Regions from separate parts of the Homo sapiens genome. Here region 1 is linked to region 2. A link is a contact called in ENCODE Hi-C or POLR2A ChIA-PET data. All regions are on one chromosome and are shown on one strand. Each heading gives the region's core, a stretch centred on a gene start or an enhancer-like site at or near the end of the contact. The rest is flanking DNA. Distances are from core to core; before and after follow the strand shown.

Evidence for each region. A loop is a pair of places that touch in the nucleus more often than their neighbours do. ChIA-PET counts read pairs that join two places held with the same protein, here RNA polymerase II (POLR2A). Pooled maps may share reads with other maps.
Region 1: a map of CD4-positive, alpha-beta T cell shows a loop between it and region 2 (2.5-fold over the local background). The contact joins two enhancer-like sites. A Hi-C loop is called at or near these places in 5 of 168 maps with a recorded cell type or tissue (CD4-positive, alpha-beta T cell, CD4-positive, alpha-beta memory T cell, endothelial cell of umbilical vein and 2 more) and 9 of 50 pooled maps. POLR2A ChIA-PET finds 5 or more read pairs at or near these places in 12 of 52 experiments (AG04450, CD4-positive, alpha-beta T cell, CD4-positive, alpha-beta memory T cell and 9 more).

Annotation. Positions count from the first base shown.
Region 1 is chr5:113,021,538-113,024,237 of GRCh38, forward strand. DCP2 (decapping mRNA 2) reads left to right here. Exons shown (of 11, transcript NM_152624.6): 11 at 1-658. It overlaps MCC (MCC regulator of Wnt signaling pathway), which reads right to left. Exons shown (of 19, transcript NM_001085377.2): 19 at 569-2,700. Among named protein-coding and RNA genes, the nearest start is that of DCP2, 46 kb to the left of the region's middle. Within about 2 kb of position 1,259, at least 6 of the 41 ENCODE cell types and tissues checked have a DNase peak (open chromatin) inside an H3K27ac peak, as active enhancers do; they include endothelial cell of umbilical vein, where a contact is called at or near this core.
Region 2 is chr5:113,058,120-113,060,819 of GRCh38, forward strand. The region is part of intron 14 of MCC (MCC regulator of Wnt signaling pathway); the gene reads right to left. Among named protein-coding and RNA genes, the nearest start is that of DCP2, 83 kb to the left of the region's middle. Within about 2 kb of position 1,297, at least 6 of the 41 ENCODE cell types and tissues checked have a DNase peak (open chromatin) inside an H3K27ac peak, as active enhancers do; they include endothelial cell of umbilical vein, where a contact is called at or near this core.

The DNA.
Region 1 (2,700 bases), core at 9-2,508, 37 kb before region 2:
TTCTTAAGTTTGTGCTAGAATCAGGTTTTGCAATAGGAATACTTAACTTTGGATCTCAAGGGGGAAAGAAATACATTCTTTTCCATTAGAGACCTCAGCTATATGATAGTAACTTTTATTTTAAATTCTCAAAAGGAGAGTGACTAAGGTGTTATACTTACTGTCAAAGTTACTTTGCTTCCATAGTGAAAACTTGAGAACATTGTAATCTTTCTCTAACAGATGTGTTGCAAAGCTGCTTGCCATCTTGTTGTCCTATATGACTTCCTTGCATTTCCAGTCCTTGATTACATTCCATTTTAATGATCTTTCTTTAAGAGGGGAAAAGACTCTCTTCAATAGATAACTTCCTATTTATGCCAAATTTTAAAAAGCCAACTAAAAATGGGCTATAAATGAGGGTTCTTTGGCCATTTTGATCTAATAATAGTCTTACTTCTAGACCCCTGCTTTGACTAGGGCTCTTGATTTCATGTAAGCATCATGGATTTGATATTTGCCTGCATGTATATCACAGTTCTACAGAAGGATAGCCTTACCCTTTAAATAACACAGTTAAGGTACACTGTGGAATTAGAAATATTTATTCAGAATATAAGAATGTTTGTAAAATATTATAAATGTCTCTGTATAAATAAATGGAGTTTTTAAAAAACAATTCTATATCAAATAACGCAAAGTAGCTATTTTACAGCAGCTAAAACTAAAGGCATCTGGAAACATTTAAAGAATACAAGTGGAGAATCTAAAAAATTACAAGGTATAGTACAGTGTTAAGTAGCAATTTTAAAATGAGACTTTCAGTACAAACAGTAGAACAATACTGACAAATGCAAACTTAGTCACATGTGCTTTAATAACTGACAATACATTCAAGCAGGTTTTTCTAATTCAAGTGTATAGCACATATTCAAATAATAGGAAACAAATCTCATGCAAAGTAAATAAATCTTGATGTCTAAAAACTGATTAGAACTAGAAAAGAAGTGGACATGTTTTATTATCTTTGCATTACGTTCTAACAAAAGCAGATTATCAGGGGCTCTTACTCACTTGCCATTCCTGACATGAGCACTATAAGTGAATACTATGAGTTCTACAAACAGAACATTTTTCCACATGAATTTGACTTGCAAAAAGTGCAAAAGGGAATGGTAGAACCAGAATTACTAAGTACGGCATCAGTGTGAATGTGGGGGAAATTTGTGTATAACTTGCTTTGTTCTGCTGAGCTGATATTTCACCTGATTAGCAGATGGATGACTGTGGAAAGATGAAGTACTAGTCAAGGATGTGGTTTTACATAGCAGTTGCTATTTCCGGGACTGAATGATTTCTTCCTCTTGGTCACATGCAAAATCTCACCCAGATGTAATGTGATAAACAAACAGTTTACCCAGTGTAACCTTTAAGCAAAAATGTATGGTGATCTGCATGTGAAACTGTCTTTCTCTACACAGGTATTAGCAAAACAAGAATACATGAACAGCTGCTATCAACTTGTATACTTTTTTTCCACTTGTTTATATTTTAACAGCCACTGAGAGATCAGTGATGCTGTGGTGACAGCAGTCAGCATTATTTCTTAGAGAATACAAATGTATTAAGTTAGAGTAATTTCAGGTGTGTTAAACAGGAGATGCTTCTGAAGGCCACAAGTTTGGAGCTTACTTTAACCTGACCTACATGAACATAAGATTTGTAGGATGTGGATAAACTTTAAGAACTGGATAGTGAAGGCGTAACTTTTGTTTTGTAACCAGTTACGCCTCTTCTGTAAACTCTATAAGAGTGCTCAAAGGTGAATCAAACTTGTATATCATTCCTTGTCAAATAGGCTGTTCCCACTGGATAAGAAAATTTGCTGTATGTTTTCCTGAAAAATTTTATAGTGTTCTACAAAGCCATCACCTTCTGCAGAAAAAAAATGTTACTTATGCTCCACCTCCCCAGCCCTCACTAAAAACTTTGGTAGCCCTATGGCGGTACCCTAATTAAGGTCAGTGCAGAAATCTCAACCATTACAGAAGTCTCTTACTATTTTGGCTCTCAAAATACTCTAACTAGTAGCTCTGTTTGCTGAATCTAGAAGTAGGTAGAGCTGTAAATAGTTTAATAGAATGATTGGGACATACTCCCAATTAAGAATTTGCAAATTGTTTAAAGCCTTATGGAGGAAAGGACACTTTCAGAGATGTTTATTTTTTAATAGTCATCTTGATATGTTATCACTTTAAAGCTTGATAATCGAAACTCTTGAGAGCTATTAAGGTTGACTGATAGACTTAAAAAGTGATTGCTTTATAATTCTCGTGGGCCATAGGAAACACCTTCAGAAGGGAACAAGCAACTATGGAGGTTCTTTAATTCATGCCAGGGACACAGGCAGTCCAATCTTGATCGGGTAACTACGGTGCACTTTTTTCTCATTTAAAATAATCTAATCTGTATCCAGTTAGGAACCAGAAGACTTTCAGATAGTTTCATGTTTTCCTTAGAGTGGTAACTTTCTTTACTACTCCTTAACAGCTTTTAAGAAAAAGCCTATGGGCTCTAATTTGGACTTCCTTTTGGAGTAGAATGTCAAGGCTCTGACTTAGAAGAGGTCCCTCTAAAATATTGCTGCAGGCTCAGAGAAGACTTAGTGCATGCATCTGAAAGGAGAATTAAGCAATTTTAAAAGTTAAGTGCTAGTTAAAC
Region 2 (2,700 bases), core at 47-2,546:
CACAAGACACTGAGGTATATTTTCTTCAGACTACTTTTTGGGAAATATAAATTTATACTTGAAACACTTTTTGTTGACTTTCATTTAAAATAAAAATCACAAAATTCAAAGAGTGGTAAAAGCTAGCATTCTCTAATTACCCTGCAGGAACTGAAGTGATACTATTTTGGCAGATTTTCCATTTAGCAGGACTGGTCCACCCCAGCAGTTTTCCAAGAGGGGTCCCGGGCTGGCCGCATCAGCAGCACCTGGGGACTTGTTAGAAATGCACATTCCGGGGCCTGCTGTCAAGACCTCCACAGTCAGGAACTCTGGAGGTGGAGCCCAGCAATCTGTGTTTTAATATACCCTCTAGGTGACTCTGATGCACGCTTAGGTGTGAGAAGCACTGGTCTCCCCCTCAGGCTAAGTGGGCATTTGCTCAGGAGCCTGTGAGGTGACTGGATGCTCCTAGGTTTTCTAGGTAGAGGCCACAATGCTCCTGGCTGCCCTGGTGGGTGTCAGGGTCTACGAGCAGGTCTCTGATGTCAGTCAAACCTGGATAAATGTTCCTCCTCTGCCACTTCCTTGCTTTATGGCCCAGAGTAAATTACCCAATGTTTCTGGGCTGCAGGAAATAGGAATACTAAGGGTTCCTGCCTCACTAAGTTGTGGAAAGGATACGGCAGGCCCTGAAGCAGGCAGCTGGTGCTGCCACACAGCACCTGTCCTGTGGGAGTAAGAGAGAAGGTGGCCACTTTCCTGATGGCTTTGCCAACAGCCCCACAACACCTAACACCAGACTCAGAGATGCCCTGAGCTATTGGCCACCAGCAGGTCATCCAGAATCCCTCCATCCCAGGGAGAACGAAAGCTGCCAGTGGTTGAATGGACTTGAGAAATCACCTAGCCCTAACACGAACGCAGGCAGGCAGAGACTGACAGGCGCTGCCACCCTTAGGGCCCGGAGCCTCATCCATGGCAGGCAGGGAAGGCTTTTGTTTCACCCACCTTGCTATGAGTATAGTTTTCAAAGAGGAAGGAAATAAAAAAAAAAAATAACAAAAGATCTCAGTCCACAGATCTTACCCTGTTGGAAGCACAGAGCTTTAAAATGCTTTTAGTGGAGAAAGTTTAATTTCAAGATAAACCTCACAGCCCCTCCGGCTTCCCTTCTCCTGCTTCCAGGACAGCAGCGGGGAACAGATCAGGCGAGGTTAATTACAATTCTGCTTTGAGCTCTTAACGTTTCACTGCGGAATATGATTATGACAATGGTAGGGGAGGGGAAGCCACTGGCCTTTTCTCTGGCCTCACAGACAAAGGCGCTGGCGGTCTCCCAAGGGCCTGCTGCTGGCTGCTGGGCAAGGGTTAAGTCATCCATTAATTCTCCCAGCTTGGAATGCTGGATGATCTCAGTTGTCAAGGGGGAATCAATCACTTTCTGTGGCTGCATTATTCCTCCTCTCCAGAACAGGAGCCTGTCTGTGTTCTCTGAGAGCGACTGTGGGGGAAGGCTAATGACAAAAACCCTCGCCACACATGTGTGTCTTGCTCTGGCTTCTTGAGGAGCTAGTCTAGGATGTGTGGGTTTCTCCTTTCCGTGATGCTCTGCTGGAGCTCCCGTCACGCTGGCTTTCCTCTGCATCTGTTCATTGCCAGCAGCTCTTCCAGCACAAAGCATACACAGCAGGCCTGTAGCCTGGTGGGAATGCGGGGCTGGCTGGTTCGGGACGGTTCGGGCCGACCCACTCTCCACCTACCCTGTCCACTATAGGAGAAGCTGTTCAAACCAGCTATCGACGTCAAATATCCTCTCTTCTATCCCTCTCCACCATGCCCCACCTCTGTCCTCAAGACAGTCCCCCAGCCTGCTCATTAGAAGAAAAATTCATTTTTCATAGCCTCCTCAGCTTGCCTTGGTGGAAGGCTAGAAGGACATTTCATTTCTTTTGCCTTGAAAATCCGTGATGACATTTTCCTGAAGTTTTCATCAACATCTTACCTGGCCCTAGCTGAGATCTCATTTCCATCAAGGAGCAGCTCTTTTTGTTTGTTTGTTTGTTTGTTTGTTTGAGACAGAGTCTCACTCTGTTGCCCACACTGGAGTGCAATAGCATGATTTGGCTCACCACAGCCTCCGCCTCCTGGGTTCAAGCAATTCTCCTGCCTCAGCCTCCTGAGTAGCTGGGACTACAGGCATGTACCACCATGCCTGGCTAAATTTTGTATTTTTAATAGCAACAGGATTTCACTATGTTGTCCAGGGTGGTCTCAAACTCCTGACCTCATGATCTGCCCGCCTCAGCCTCCCAAAGTGCTGGGATTACAGGTGTGAGTCACTGCGCCCGGCCTAGCAGCTCATTTTTAGAAGGAAAGTGCCCTGGGGGTGGGCATCTGTTTTGCTGAGCATTTGAAATTTATCTGAATGAGTGGGGTCAGTCCAATGTCCTTTCCAGTGAGAGTCCTAGAATGGAGAACTTTACCATCCTATGCATTTTGCAATGCTGGCATTTTAATTGCTTAGTTTTACAACAAACATACAGTTCTTTTGAAATCAAGAAGTTAGATCTCACTAGAAAAAAAACCATAAAAAGCATTCCATGTCTATACCTTGTTCTCATAGAACCTAAAAGGTAAGTGATGAGGACATTTGAGCAGGAGGACTGATCATAATGCTGTCATGTCAAGGATGTGTCGGGGCTGGTCTCTAGAGCTCAC